Regions from separate parts of the Mus musculus genome. Here region 1 is linked to region 2. Evidence: chromatin loops called from intact Hi-C (ENCODE). Cell type or tissue: gastrocnemius. All regions are shown on one strand.

Region 1 (8,000 bases), 180 kb after region 2:
ACCAATTTTCTTGATATCCTTGCATAGGGCTGTGTGCATCCTCTCTACCGAGTTCCAATTTTAGCATACGTGGTGCTGAAATGAACATTTTTCCTCTTTTATTTTTCTTGATGTGGCTACTAGAAAATGATGTAACACCTACATGATTGCATTATATTTCTACAAATTCCACACTCTGCCTTAATTGAATTTCCCCTGCCTGTGGACCCACTTTCCACTGGTTGCTCTAGTTGGTAAGGCCTCTGCTCTGTGGAGAAGCTTGTGGGAATGCGGCGGTGGCTTTGGGTCCTTTCCAGCCATCACCCCTGACTGAGGAGGGCCTTGGAACTGGCAGAATGGGGTGACACTTCTTTGGCTACTTAAGTGGCAAACCTCCAGTCTATAAATGTCTGTTTAGGAGAAATAATGTTTTTTCCAGTTTGTTTTGGTTGCAGTTTCTTTTACCTGAAGCTAATTAATCTTGTAGAATATGTATTCATTGTATCCTCTGTTCCTCAAGAGTGTCAGGCTGTCAGTTGAGTGGTATCTAATTTTAGAGAACTGTCTCAAAGAAAGCAAGGTGCCCACTGCTGTGTTGGGCATGTGTAGTACTGGTTGAAAAGCCACAAACGTAACAAGTTCATGGGCATCTGAAAACTGCTCCTTAACCTTGGGGTGTCGCCTGAGGTTGCTGTCATTTATCTGAAGACAAAGCTGTGCTGGTCTTCCTAAAGAGCCCGTCTGTTAACAGCGAGACCCTCACATCCACAGTATGCTCTGAAGTTGGGAGTAAACGCAGCTCTGCCTGCTGCTTCTGTTGTGGTGCAAATGTTTAGAGTTTAAACTGTTCTGAAATGAAATGGACCTTCATAGAAGGGAAGACTTTTCAAAAACAATTTATAACTTTCTCTTTTTATGACGATGAGCACTCTCCTTTTAGAGCTGCTAGAATGTAGCTACAGGTGAGTGGTGTCTGAGGGTCATCTTTAGGCCTCAGCTTCCCTCTCACCAGTATGAGGTTACAAGGCATTGCTGGAGTGTGAGACTTCCTGGTTTCCAGATGTCCTCATTTGCACAGTGCTCACTAGATAGAGCCCTCTGCAGGGCACTGCTGGAGGTTCTGCAAGTGACATAACCATATATGCATACATACATAGTTATGCATGAAATGGAATTGCTGCTTCAGCCCAGCACTGTTCACATTCTAACAGTGGGGATCAGGGGAGCCTTGGCAGCTTTCAAAGGGCAGGATTACAGAGAGTGAAGGGGCCTGATTGGATAAAGGGGCGGAAAGACCTCAGTTGCCTTATTGCACAAGTCACTAGGGAGCGTGATTACCATCCAGTAATGAGTTTAGGGGAGTGAAACCACAGGGCAGATTAGGAACAGACTCCCCCTGGCCCTTTTACCTAAACTAAGGAGTTTAGACCCAGATCCTTTGGTATTCTCTGGCATTGTATGTGGAACAACAAATTGAAATCTGGATTTGCCAAGGATACCATAAGGCACCCCGAGGAGTGGATGGGAGATCCTATTGCAGTTTCTACTGTTGTGTGGATGTAGGAGAGAGCAGTCTCAGCAAGGCACTGAAAAAGGACTAGGCTGGGGTGAGTTTGAAAGCAGGTTTTGGGGACTGGTCTTGTCATGCTCAAAGATAGCACTAAGGAAGTTCCATTTAAGTCACCTCACAGCCATGAAGTGACTGTCAACCACCTGCAGATAGCAGGGACAGACGCTAAGAAACTGTCTTAGGGACACAAAGTCAGTATTTGAAGGAGTTAAATATAACCTCACACCCTCTTACTCCAGGGCCCATGCTTTGCCAAGTACCTCTCCCTTGGCATGGAGGACGAGGAGCATGTGAAGTTCTGAACTGTAGCCTTTTGCATCTACCTGGGAAGAGGGGTGAGGGGGCGTGGTCCTCCATGCTGCCTCTTGCCTGGGCTCTGCTAGGTTCTATCCCCACTGCATGCTGAGTGCTTTCCTTGCCCAGCTCCAAAGGCCTATTCATCACTACCCACGATTCTGTGTTTGGTTTCCCTCTGCAGCCTGACTGCAGACCCGAGTTTGCCTATCTGTTGACTGCCTTCTTGGCTGCACCACAATGTGTAGCACTGTAAAATACCTGACCATGTGTTCCTTGCACCCCGACGGAGCCTGCGTTCATTTCACTACTGTCCTAACCACAAATGAAGGAAGGTAGTAATTTACTGAACCCAGAAACATCTGAAAATTCCTTAACCTCATAGCCTGTGCAGGTAGTACAACTTGGTACCATTTGGAGGACTGAAAAGGAAGAAAAGGCTAGAGGGCTGGAAGGAGGGCAAATAATGTCAGAAAAAAAAAGTGAACTTTTAATCAAAAAATCTCAAAATTTTAAAAATTTGAAATAAAGTTGAAAAATACTGAAGCATATTCCTGTGAAAATCATCTGTAGGAGAACAAATGGGGTGAAAAATTTGAACATTCACTGATGAAGAATTTGCCCAAAGCAATTTGTATGATTGCCCATTTTAGGTAAATTTACTAAGTATCACCTTTTCTAGTAACACAAATCCTAACATTTCAAGTGTACAAATGATTTAATTCATAGTATGTCAGCATGCCTGCTTGCCTTTGACCCTGCTGGTACTATACAGACTAGATATGGCTGAATGAGAAGTACCACATTGCAGAGCCTAGGTGAGCTGCGTCAACATGACAACAGTAACAGCATTTAAAATCATGTGTTCATTTCTTTAAATATCTGTAACATTATCCAAAAGTTTCATATATAGCACTTGGTTGTGACAAAAAATAGTAATGGTGAATTGGTGCTTTTGTTTTTGCTAAGCTCTCAGATTACTTAATTTTCTTCCAAAAAGTAATGACTTGGGATTTGTGGCTATACGTGACACACATATATAACCATAATGGGATTGTTTAGAGAATTTGACCATTCAACCCGGTAAGCATAAGGGAGCGCTCAGCAGGGCCTTGGGTTGGATACCTGGGCCTGCAGCTTGCCTGGCTGCCTAATGGCAGCCCTGAGAAGCCTAACCTGCGGGGCACCCTAAGTCTCACTGTCTGTTTTCACGTTCCCTATCCTGGAAACGTGTGCGTGGGGTTTCTTTGTTTTCCTAGCGCAGTGTGTCCCACAGCTCGCGGGCCAGTGAGTGACTAGGCACTCCTCCAGGGAGGAAGAGGGGAAGCAGCGACTGCGCAGCCGCGGGTGGGGAGCTCCCGGCAGGCACCGCGGTGGGAGGCCTGGCCATCGAGCCACGGTCGGGGCTGTGCAGGCCCCACCCCAGAGGGCTCACTCCCAAAGTTTCTGCTGACGCAGCCGCGCTCCCGGCGGTGCTCCCAGTTTCTCCGAAACCCTCCCGCGCCCTCTGCCTGTCCCTGGAGAGGAGTGCCGAGGCGAGGGCCGAGCGGCTGCCCTGTATCCCTGCTGGAGCCGTCCGCCCCTGAGGAAAGGGCCCTCCCCCACTGTAGCGGGGCCGGTTGAAACTTGCTTTGCAGAAAGAGACAAAGTTGTAGACTCCCAAAACCCAGAGTCTGGGAGGATCAAACAACACCCCCCCTTCCCCCTCCCGTAGGCTGGGCCATGGGGAGACCAGAAGGCCGCTGGAAAGTAGGGTGGGGTGGAGTGATGGGGTGGGGCCAGTGGGGCAGGCAGTGGGTGGGGCGCCAGGGGGCGGGCCTTAGGCCTAAGCTGTGCACCAAGACAGGCGAGATGGAGGGCAAGAGTGGCTGGAGCGGAGGGTAGGGCCAAAGGCAAAGACCCTAACTACATTTGTGCAGTACCAGTTGGAACCAAGTGCAAGGTTCCTTGATGGGAAAACTAATTCATAGCATTTTTAAATCCCAGAAAAAGCCTAAGCTTTTGTAGCGTCTCATCTCCTGTCTGTACCTTCTTAAATTAAAAAAAAAAAAAGTTATTTTATGCTACTGGGTGTTTTGCCTGCTTGCATGTCTGTGCACAGCGGCTGTTCCTGGTACCCATGGAGGCCAGAAGAGGGCATCATCAGATCTCTTGAAACTGGGATTACATATGACCTGGGAGTTGAACCTACAAGCAGCAGGGTTTGTTATCCACTGAGACAACTTTCTAGCCTCTACTACGTTAGTAAATGCTAAGAGGATTTGGGGGGAAAGACATTTCTGGAGAATAAGACTAATCTGTCTAGAAGACCTAAGGCCACTGTCTGCTCTCTGTTGCTCACCTTCTATGGTATAGCAGTGTAACCTTAGACCTTTCAAGTAACCTGCATGACACATACAAGAAGTTAGTCGACATACATATACCAGACTTAGAGGACTAATCAGCCAGAGCCTCTAGTTGATAAATTATTTCCACTGTGATCTGTAGCCTGAATGGTTTTTAAAGTCAATGCAGTTGGTACTATGAAGAGTGAATTATTGATAATCATTAACATGACGGATATTTCCTGACCCAGTAGCTTAATTTTGGAAATTTGACACTTAAAGTTTGTTACAAAGGTTATTAAAGAGACTCTGAGCAACAAGTGTTTTGCAGAATACATTTTGTTTGGGCTTATGCCTCATATTTACTATGCACGTGCATGGTATTTTAACACAAGTATGTTTATGATGTGTATACAATTAATATTCTATTAGGAAAGATTGTTATAGTATGGACATTGCTAACCTTGATTACTGCTGCTCACTGCTGCCATTTGACAAAGTTTAAGCTAAATAAAATCCAGTTGATTTGGACATTTTGTAAAGAGAGGTGAATTGCATGCCGGGGTATACTACTACACTTTATCCTTAAAAAAAAACCACCTAGACGCAAATCGCTTATCATGCACGTGTGGATCTGTTTGGGCTTGCATTCACTACATGAATGCAGTAACACCCAACATACTAGAAGAGGTTGGTGTGTGTGTGTGTGTGTGTGTGTGTGTTGGGGATAGTTTTCATTTCTATCGTGGGTGCACATGGGAAACACTGGTGTCTTCTTCAGTATCTTTGCACCTTAGCTTTTGAGACCCACAAAGCATGAACTCAGTTTTCTCCGGGGTTTTCTTGTCTCTGAAGCCCCCCCCCCCGCCCCCCCCCCCATACTTCGAGCACAAGCCTAGCCATCTCCCTGGCATCTGAATATGGGTGTGTCCTGTAGCTCAGGCCCCTGTGCTTGTTCAGCCGCCTCTTTACCAAGTAGCCATGGCTCCAGCCCTTCTTTTTAGGGTTTGAGCTTGTATAATGGTCATGAAACTGATGGGGTCAATAAGTTGTGGGTTGACAGGCATTTAAGTCCTTGGCTTTGTGAATACTGAGTTAGTAGAAAGACTTAATTTTCTTGTATCTCAGGAGGAATGGAAAAGCAAGCAGAAAAATTCTTATAAACGGATACAATTTGTAACAGTGCCTGTAACATAAATTTAATAAAAACAGCTTCCTTTCTCATCCCACCTGTATTTACTGTTACATTGACCCCATTGATGGAAACAGCCCAGAAATTATTGGTGTATCAAACTATGAACGTTATATGGAGCATCCTAGACTTTAAATACTAAATCAAAGAAGACATATCTGTTTGGGATATTTTAATCACTTCTATTTCTAAATGCAATTTCTGTGTATATTCTCTTATAGCATATTGTAAAGCTGCCTCTCTGATATCATAGTGAGTTTGAAATTATTTTGTTTCCCTGGTTCCTTGAAATTTTGGAAGAGCTAGGAAGCAAATGCATAATTTGACCGATTTTACATTCAAGTGTAGGCAGTTGTCTCAGATTATATTTTCAATTTTGAACTTTCCCCCCATTTTTAAATAGTGGCTTTGTATTACTAATAGTTGAGTGCCTCCCCCTCTTAAGTAAATACGGCATCAAGCTCACATTGCATATGAAATGTCTGTCTGTGCAGGCCTGTCAGTGAACTCGAGAGTACATGTTTAGAAGGTCATGCCCCTGACCTGGCCTCCTCAGTACTTACTCCTTTGTGGAGTTTGGGGTTTTTGCCCTCCCTACCCAAAAATCAGTGATGTGTGACTATACTGTGCCAGGACATAAGGTAGCTTTCATCAAAACAGTGATGCCTGGTAAGATGTGACACAAATGAACCTTAGCCCCAAGTGACCATTTCCTTCTTATGTTTGGTTATATATTGTCTATTTCAGAAATCTCACGCTTAACTCAAAGGCTATAAAAATTTGTTTGAATGCAATTGAGTCTACTTAATGTAAAGTGTTGACAGGGCTCCAGTGAGCAGACTCTCTGGTATCAGTGGTAGAAAACATTTCTCCTAGAGATTGCTTTCCAAATAGAAAGCCACTTGCGGGCACAAGCTTGGTACTCTTGAGTTCTGCATTGCACCTCCCTGATGTACAATAGGGGACTGCCTTTCAAACAGTGTAAATATAGCATTCTTTGAGAGCCTTTCTGTTTTAAGGTTTGAACTATAAAACTCGTGTTGTAAACTGTCTGAGAGTGACCTGGAAGAGGTAGTATAGATTTGTGCTTTAGACCTGAAGGCGATGTAATGTTCTCATGTCTAACCTTGAGCATACTGCTTAGTATATTAGCTATAGGAGTGTGTGTGTGTGTGTGAGTGTATGTGAGTGAGTGTGTGTGTGTGTGTGTGTGTGTGTGTGTGAGTGTGTGTGAGTGTGTGTGTGTGAGTGTGTGTGTTAGAGTGTGTGTGTGAGTGTGTCTGTGTGTGTGAGTGTGTGTGTGTGAGTGAGTGTGTGTGTCTGTGTGTGTGTGAGTGAGTGTGTGTGAGAGTGTGTGTGTGAGAATGTGTGTGTGAGTGTGTGTGTGAGTGTGTGCCTGTGAGTGTGCGTGTGCATGTGCGTGTGTGTTTCCTCATGGTTGACTTACTATTTTTCATGTTAAAATTGCAGTTTATGTTTAGTTTTTGCAAAATTACAGAGAGGTTTGGAACAGATTAGATTTCTAGTATGCAAGAAGCTCTGAGTTCAATTCTGGGCACTGGAAAAAAATCTTTTGTTAGACAAAAGTGTGTGTGTGAGTGTATGTGAGTGTGTGTGTATGTGTGTGAGTGTGTGTGTTAGAGTGTGTGTGTTAGACAAAAGATTTTTTTCTAGTTGCAGAAAATAACCTATAGGCATTTCTGTCTGAACTGAACCATTTAAAAGCCCCAAAGTGCCCCACACACCCCCAAATAAAAGTAGAGCAGTTTCTAATTCATAGAAAAATTTGTATAAACTATTAGTTGATTTTTGTTTGTTTGAGAAAGGGTCTCCTTGTGTAGCCTACCCTAACCTGGCCCACTCTGGTTCCCATGCTGGTCCCTACCTCTGGGTCCTGCTGCTGCAGCTTCCTGGGTGATGCGAGTGCAGGTGTGTGCCACCAGCCACACTCAAGCTTTAACCCAGTGTTCTAGAGCACTTTATCAAGACAATAGAGAAAGTACTACAGGTCGGACATTAGGGGCATTTTGAGGATGTGACTATACTGGTGGTTTAATCACATCTGGAAAATCGTTAACGTTTTCCAAGGACTGTGGTTTGCTGTTTTATAAACTGAAAATAACATTTACACAATCACAAGAGGATGCTCTGTTGTCTTAGGGAGGTTCTCCATGCCCCTCAGAGTCTGCCCCTTCTCCACACCAGATCCTCACAAGCACACCCACTTCCTCTCCCTGTAGATTTGGTGTTTCTAGATAGATGGAATCACACAGTAGCTAGCCCCTCAGCTGGCTCCCTCCTCAGAGCTCCAGCTCACCCATGTTGCTGCTTGTAGTTAAAGTCAGCTACTTTGTGTTGGTGTGTAGCTTTCTGTTAACACCGGTGGGTCCCACAGCCCTGGTTTATCTGTTCACCAATTGGAGGATGTCTGGCATCCTTCCAGTGTTTGTCAGTGAGAGATGAGCAAGGCTCCCACAGCCATTCTCATACCCAATTCCATGTGCAGGTGCTTTCCTTCCTCCCAGGAAAACATGGAGACAGAGGGGCCCAGGAGCCCATGGGGGGCCGTCTTTCCCTGCACAAGGGGCTGGCAGACTCTGCTCCTGACTTTGCTGGTGTGGACGCTTGCTTGTGTGAACAG
Region 2 (8,000 bases):
CTATGGCCCTGCACAGTCTCGGCATGGACCCTGTGACCTGGGCTGCTGTCCGACAGGGCATTTCCATCCTTATCAGCCTGATGTCAGCTGCCTCCTGGACCTGGGAGGAGGAGGAGGGGGGGGGGAGGAGGGCGTAGACACTTTCCTGTCTGACCCCAGGGGCAGAAGGTAGGAATGTGGGATCCCCAGCTCTCGGACATATTCTTGCTCTTGTATCATTGGGTATGGCTCATTCTAGACGGTGGCTTTGGAATGCTGGGCTCAAGATATAGTCTGGACAGCACAGTGCAGAAGCTCAAGTTTGTGAGAAGAAAGTAGGAATGAGCAGGGGATGAGAGCTACCCCAGGGCATGGAGATCCTAGTCACCTGGGGTGGTGTTTTAATCCCAGCACCTGGGAGGCAGAAGCAGATGCCTCTCTCTGAGTTCAAGGCCAGCCTGGTCTACACAGGGAGTTCTAAGATGGCTAAGGCTACATAGGAGACCCTGCCCCCAAACTAAAACAAAACAAAACTAAGCAAGTAAACAAACAGAAAAAAAAAAAAAAAAACCAGAATTCCGAGGCCAGTGCCCGAAAGACAGGGAAGACCTGGGAAGCATCAAATCTAGGGTCAAAGGAGCTTGGGAGTGGAAGCTTCTGGAAGGAGAGAGGCAGGTGCAGTGCTCCGTGGAGTCCCTGAGAGTGGAGGAGTTACTGTGTCCATTGGTGTCCTGGTGAATGGAGAGGTAGCCACAGTGGATACACAGTGACTAGGGAAGGAGGCTTCGAGATGGTGGAGTCCCTGAGAGTGGAGGAGTTACTGTGTCCATTGGTGTCCTGGTGAATGGAGAGGTAGCCACAGTGGATACACAGTGACTAGGGAAGGAGGCTTCGAGATGGTGGAGTCCCTGAGAGTGGAGGAGTTACTGTGTCCATTGGTGTCCTGGTGAATGGAGAGGTAGCCACAGTGGATACACAGTGACTAGGGAAGGAGGCTTCGAGATGGCTGGAAGAAGCAGAGACTTGGACTGACTCTCAGCTCTCTCTGCCCATGTGACCTGTTTCTTCTTAGTGACTGTGAGCTGTCGTGGCAGGGTGGGGGCCCTGTGTCTATATCCCCGGAAACTGCAGGGATGCATGGCTCTGCATGTGTTTCTGAGTTCCTATTTAATTGTGGCAGTGCACCTAGGAGGCAGGTTTTGCTGTTCCCACCTTATAGGTTTCAGCAAATACAAGTCAGGGGGCATGTTTGTACAAAGGTTATTTACAAACATTTCTGAAATTTTTCTGTACTCTATTGAGCTACCAGCATGCTCATGTGCTCTTTATTGCTGACAGTGGAGGAGGGGAAGGGGTGTCCCCTTGCAGTCTACCCTGAGTCTCTGGATATCTCCCTGAAGCAGGATCATTGCTCAGGGCAGTGATTTGGGGCGGAAGCCTGGCTGGCAGGAGTAAAAGATGACACTGTATATTTTCTCATTACCTTCTGTGAAATCTTGTGTTTCCAAATGTCACGTAGGGCTTCTGTCTGCATGGGTGATTTATGGGTGACAAGTCACTAGAACGGGAATGTATTTCTCCTGTGTATTTGTAATGAAGTCCCTTTAAGTGGCCTGTACTCACCACACAGGCTCCCTCACACTACCTGCAGCACCCAAGAGAGACCAGTTATTTTGCCATTGCACTCAAAAGTAATTAATTAATAATTAATAATGTAAGGTAATTGGTTGACTAGTGAGTAGGTGTCAGGCCCTGTGCAGAGGGATTCTACTTTCGTGTTTTGATATTGTTGGGGCCTGTCCTGTACCATACCCTGTTTCAGAGTGAGTACACGCCCAGCTGAAAAAGTGGTTGGCAGGTGTGGAATCCAGGACAAATGCTGAATGCTTCTCTCCCCTCCCCTCCAGAGTGGGTGGAGTTCCAACCACTGAGTTTAGCTCTTGGGAGTTGTCAGCATAGACGGACTTTGTGTCCGCTTGCATGACAGCATTTACTGTTGTTGAAGACACTGGAAAACCTGAAGGAAGATCTCTCCAAAGACAAACCCTCATCCAAGAGTTTTCCGGCCAGGGGGAGAGGGCCCAGAGATAATGCTTGGAAAGCGGCCCTGCTTCTGAGCCGCTCCTGTACGTCACCTTGGCCTGCCAGCTGGGAAGCAGGTTTGAACGGCAGTGTTCTTTCTTTCCTCTTGAGACTATGACCATTCCTGTGCAAAAAGAAAACTCAGAGGTCTCAGCAGCTGGGAGGCAGAGGCAAGAGGATCTCTGTGTGTTTGTGTGTTTGAGGCTAGCCTGTTCTACATGGTGAGCTCTAGGACAACCGGGACTAGAGAGATCCTGTATTAGATCCCCTCCCTGAAAGAAAGAAGCGTGTGTGTGTGTGTGTGTGTGTGTGTGTGTGTGTGTGTGTGACAGATGTGGAAGATGGAAGGATTAATACACAGGTAATGTGACTGAAGAATCCTTTTCTCTTAAAAAATCAGCATGGAAGTACATTCTAGAACTCTGATAGAGTCACTAGCTCTGTGAGGCTATTTAGACCAAAGGCTCACTTCTCTAGTTGCAGTGGACATGTGTGTAGCCCAAATGTAGCGCAGATCTAGAATTCTCTGGTCATTGTAGAAAGTCCTGGATGCAGTACTATGGAGTGTTTAATTACATCTTGCAGTATATATGGAACTTTAGACATTTAGTGCCGTGTTCTGATTCTGAGTGCAGAGGTCAGTTCCTTTCATGGATAATCAGGTTAGGATGTTGAATGACTTCTGAAGCCCCTCCCATTTTTTTTTCCTTTTTTCTTTTTTGAGATAGGATCTCTGTGAGTAGCTTTGGCAGAACTCTGTGTATAAATCATGCTGGCTTTGAACTTTTTGTGATCCCCCTGCCTCTGCCTCCCAAGTGCTGGAGTTACAGGCATGTGCACCCTGCCTGGCTTGAAGCTGTTTTTGATAATTTCAGCATTATACATGTATTTATCTCACATTTTAAGAGTTGAGTAAAGATAGTGTTATTGCAAGAGAATTCTATTAGAAGCCTCTGCAGTGGTCCGTGGGAAGGATGGCAGGAATGGATGCTTGCACTGGGCTCACCCCCTCCCTCTCTCCTTCGGTCTCTCTGTGTCTCCGTCTCTCTCCATCTCTCTGTCTCTGTCTTTCAACAGGGTCTCACTATGTAACCCTGGATATCCTGGAACTAGACCAGGCTGGCCTTGAAGAACTCATTTAGAGTTCCACCTGCCTCTGCCTATGTGCACTGGGATTAAAGGTGTGTGCTACCACCACCAGACATTTTTTGTCTCCCTCGTTCCCTCCTTCCTTCTCTCTCTTTTTCGTAGTCCAAGCTGTCTTTGAACCTGCAACATAGACCAGGCTGGCTTCAAGCCCACAGAGACCTTCCTGCCTTTGCCTCCCGAGTGCTGGGTGTAAAGGCAGACACTGCCGTGTCCAGCAAGAACTTCCTTTTCTCGTCCAACTGCCCAGCCTGACCAGCTGGTCTTCCCATGCTGAGCTGGAGCTCTGCGCTTGCGCAGTGCGCCTCCTCCTCCTCACTGGCCTCTACTTTTCCTCTCTGCCGTTTGGAAACCAGCTCTGGAAGGGACTCCTGTTGATTTCACTTCCTGGCCTCTGGAAATCCGTGCGTGCGAGGCTAGCTTGCTTCTGCTCTCTTCCTGCGTACCGCAAGGACAGCACCTCATTTCTATCTGTGCCACCGTTTGAACTTTAACCCCTGGCTGAGTGCTTGCAATAGTTTGTGCATTTGGAAAAAAAAAGTTATTGAGTTCTCACAGTTGACTGAAATGCTTTACCTTTTCATGTCACATGAGACAGGAGACAAATCGTCAGAAGGCTGGAGCCCGTGTCCGTGTGGCGCGTGAGTTTAGCTGGCTAGTGATATGCTGGTCCTGTGAGCCCTGCTTTGTTCTCTCCCGTCCTGGGCTTTCACAGCACCCAATGCAGAAGCTCAGGTGGTGGAGAAATCACAGCCTTTCCTGGAGCACTAGGTTACCTTGTTGCCTAGCGAGCGAGTGCCGATGCGAGCGAGTGCCGATGGGAAGTATCTCAAGATACGGATTGGAAGGAATGGACTTTCCCTTTGCTAACATTGAACTTCACGCCATCAGGAGATGAAGCAAGAATACATTTTCTTAGTGTCTGTGAAAGCTTGGTTATGTGTAAAGGGTGGCAGTTTGTGCCCAACTGCTCCTCTGTTACTGGGTGTGGATGCTCTGCTTGGAAGGCACTCTGCTTGTTAGGATTTACTTAGTCCTTTGAATAACAATGCTTGAACTTGACAAGAATGAAGCATTTAAGTTTCCTTACAGTTGGCTCTTACTGAGTAGCCCAAATGGGCCTGCGATTGATTCCCATGGCCCAAGTGGCTTTGAACTTTTTTCTAGGTGTTGCAACATCCCTGAACATGTCCAATTCAAGACATAGTTTTTTAAACACTTAAAAAAATTGCTTCTATTTGTGTGTATTGGTGTTTTGCCTGCATACATGTCTGTGTACCGTATGTGTGCCTGGTATCTGTTGCAGGCAGAAGAGGGTACTGGGGCCTCTGGAACTGGAGTTACGGATGGTTGTGAGCCATCATGTGGGTACTGGGAATTGAGACCTAGTCCTCTGTAAGAGTAGCCAGTGCTCTTAACTGCTGAGCCATCTCATTAGCCCTGACTTAAAAATATTTTTAAACATAGCAAATGTTAATTTGAGAATTGAGGATACTTCATATTTTTTGTATTCTCCGTTTTTCATTTTGAAGCTTCTGTCTAGGTTCCGAGGGTAGGATTTCTTAACATACAGCAAACAGAAGTTTATAGATCGCCCGGCCCTCCAGGCCCTTTCATCGCAAGCACAGGGCGTAGGAGGCTGAGATAGCTGCTCCCTGAGGAGCATGGGGAGAGGTGTTCTAGAAAGGAAACAGTATTTATGTATTGGCCTTGTTTTTCTGTGGTTAAAAATAAGCCAGGGCTTATTTTTATGCTTCTGAACATTGGTAACATCTCCTAAGCAAAGGGATATACGAATATATACGAGCATAAGTGCTTACAAGTGTATATTTGTGTATATGAGTATCCACAACGTTGGTCACCACAGTCAGTGCGCCTTTGTATGTGCACAAGGGTGGGAGACGGCAAACACCCACAGCAGGCACTGACAGAGCCGGAAGGACTCTCCATACAGTTTTTATTCCTGTGAGCAAGCACCAATACTGTTCTTTTCCGAGACAGGGTTTCTCTGTGTAGGCTGTCTTGGACTCGCTTTGTAGACCAGGTTGTCCTCGAACTCACAGAGATCCGACTGCCTCTGCTTCCGGAGTGCTAGTACGAAAGGTGTGCACCACCATGCCTGGGACACCAACACTTTTTTATGTTTCCTCCTTCCCCCTTTTTTAAAAATTAAAAACATTTTTTTTAATAGGGTTAGGTGTTTGTAAAGCATGTAATGAATTGATTATGCATCTTCCAAGCAAATAGGCTTCCTTTACTGGCCGTAGTGCATAAAGATGAGTTCATTTCTTGACATGGTCTTATTCATTTATTAAGTCTTTTTTGAGACAGGTCTCTCTGTAGCCTTGTTATGTAGACCAGGCTGCCTTAAAACTTGCAGAGACCTCCCTGGCTCTTCCTCCTGAGTGCTGGAATTCTAGGCGCACACCACCGCCAAGCCCAGCCCTTATTAAGCTTTTCAACAAAGAAGCCAGTGTGTTTTGGGTGGAATGTTGCTTCTGCCACGTGGTTGTATAATAGGAATGCATGTGTTTTGACAGTGTGGAGCAGTACGGAATTCACATGACTGTTTGAGGACTGAGGTACTCCACAGCCAGTATAGGACAAAGTGTTGAACAGCATCCAGAGGAGTTGCAGTGGTGAGAGAGTTCTCTGTTAGACTGGAAACTTTCTAAAGAAACACCCCTCCATTTCAGACTGAGTGACAACCAGGGCAGAACATAAAGAGCCTTGTGCATGACAAAGGGCTGTAGCATATTCTATAGCCACTGAAAAGTTGTTTTACAGGAGAGAATTCATTTGGACAGGAAAAAATAAACAGAAAAACAACATCAAACAAAATCAGAACAAACACAAAGTTTCTTTTCTCCATTCTTTTTCTCCTCTTCCCCCTCTTCCTCCCCCTTCTCTGTTTTCTTTCTGTTGGGTGGTGGTGTGGTGCCCACATGTGTATGAGTGTGAAGGGCAGAGATCTTCCTCAGCTTACCTGTCTAGGCCCTGTCTGCTTGCAGGCTGTTGGCTTGATTTATGGCGCTTTGCATCTTCAAGTCTCTGCTAGAGAGTCTCTGTTTCTTGCTTGCACTTTGATGCCTTGGGCTCAGTGAACAGAGTTGACAGAAAGCAGCTATTTTGGATGTCCGGCTTGGGTGGCATCTGCTTTGCAGAACGGGGTGATCATGTGACCTCGGTTTTGTGGCAGCATGTGAGAAGTGTGTAGACGTATTCTAGCACTGGCTAGACCCGCTTCTCATGCAGTTCTCCGGGGTTGACGAGGCAGCTCTCGGATGTACCCACTCTGCTCTTAAAAGCCTACTGCCTACTGAGCTCTATCCAAAAATTACCGCTGCTTTTTTCTTTAAAAAAAAATGTTTCTTTTCCATACCTGGAAAAAATACAGGGAGGGGGGGAATGTATATTTTCAAGTTTGAAAACTTAAAATTTGATTTTGAAAATGTTTCCTGAGCTCAATGTTAGTTTATACAAAGTGCACCAGCCACTCAATGCTGGGTCCTGAGCCACAAACTGGGTTGAGCTTCTGTTTCCTTCTCCATAGAATGGGTGTCAGCCAACTGCTGTGAGGGGTGACACCTCAGGAGGTGACAATTCACAGAAATATAAACATGTCTAAACCCAAGGAAAGCTCATTTGGTGGCTGTGATTGGGCCCCAACAGACCAATGGAGAGACTCAGTGTGAGCAGGTGGCCTTCCCACCAGAAGTACAAATGCGTTTCAACTCAGGATGAAATACAGAGTGTTTGCTCTCCACTTAAAATGTCCATGGTGGTTTTCTTATCTTGTCCTCACATTAACCTGGGTAGAGTCAGTGGGTATTCCTGTCTCTTCTGTGGCAAAGCTGGGCCACAGCAGCACCATTTAGGATGTTTGGCTTCAGGCCAGGTCTTGAAACCCAACACAGTCACTATTGGGTGTTGTAATGATTTGTTTGCTTAGGATTCTGCAGGCATTTGGACCGAGGATTAGAAAATGGAACTTATGTGGTCAGGTGGTCTATGTTTTGGGGTCCCTGGGCAGGTGATGTTTGCTTTGGCGTTTACTCAGTCTTTGTCCATTAGCACCAAAGCAGACCCCAATTGCATAGACTGTGTGCCAATAAAACAGCAGTTGGAAGTTTATGTAATCTTCTGTGTCAGAACCCTTTGGATTTTTGTTTCCTCAGCCAGCCTTGTACAGATAGTGGGTACAAGCTTTGGCCCGAGGGCTATAGCTTGCCAACCACTGGACACTTTGTTTCAGGCTCCATCTCTAGCTAGGCATCTTGCTGACGGGACATGTTCTCCTGGTCTCCGCTCAAGCACTTAGCTGACTTGGGACTGGGAGTTTCCATCTATTGGATGAAGAACCTGGGGTGGAGAAGGAGGAAGCCCCGACACCCAGTTCTGGAAATTGATCAGCACAAGATTCTTAATTCTCCACATAGTTAGGTACGATGTGCCCTTTTCTCCCCTGCCTGTGACTTAATTGAGTGGGTTTTCTTCTTGTTGTAGGAACTCTGTCAGTTTCCTTAAATCTCAATCTCAAAGTTTTGAATCTTTGTCATTGAGTTATAAAATTAATAATATTTCAATATGTTCTCATTATAAAAGCTCAGGCATTGGCAAACACACACCAGTTGACTATTTGCAGTCTCTTTCACAGGGTTGACTTCAGTTGCCATCTCACGCTGGATCTTCATCCATCTACGTCTGCTTTCTAGAATATGAAGTGTATTTTATTTTAGTTTACTTTGATTGAAGACACTGCCTGTGAACGTACAATGATATTAAAAGCAGCC

The links. A loop is a pair of places that touch in the nucleus more often than their neighbours do. Peaks named below come from ENCODE experiments on the same cell type or tissue, not always from the same donor. Only the 100,000 strongest peaks of a DNase experiment are listed, where the experiment ranks them.
Region 1: it touches region 2 in a loop (2.1-fold over the local background); 5 of 42 quality-filtered maps call a loop at or near these places.

Annotation. Positions count from the first base shown.
Region 1 is chr17:5,186,636-5,194,635 of GRCm38, forward strand. All of the region lies in intron 4 of Arid1b (AT rich interactive domain 1B (SWI-like)), which reads left to right. Among named protein-coding and RNA genes, the nearest start is that of Gm34854, 34 kb to the right of the region's middle. In gastrocnemius, CTCF peaks have their summits at 1,083 (motif pointing left), 3,367 and 3,969 (motif pointing right); DNase peaks (open chromatin) are centred at 3,270, 3,594, 3,953 and 7,828; H3K4me3 peaks cover 1,614 bases; H3K27ac peaks cover 3,960 bases.
Region 2 is chr17:5,010,883-5,018,882 of GRCm38, forward strand. All of the region lies in intron 1 of Arid1b (AT rich interactive domain 1B (SWI-like)), which reads left to right. Among named protein-coding and RNA genes, the nearest start is that of Arid1b, 20 kb to the left of the region's middle. In gastrocnemius, no CTCF peak of the experiment used is centred here; no DNase peak of the experiment used is centred here; H3K27ac peaks cover 1,330 bases.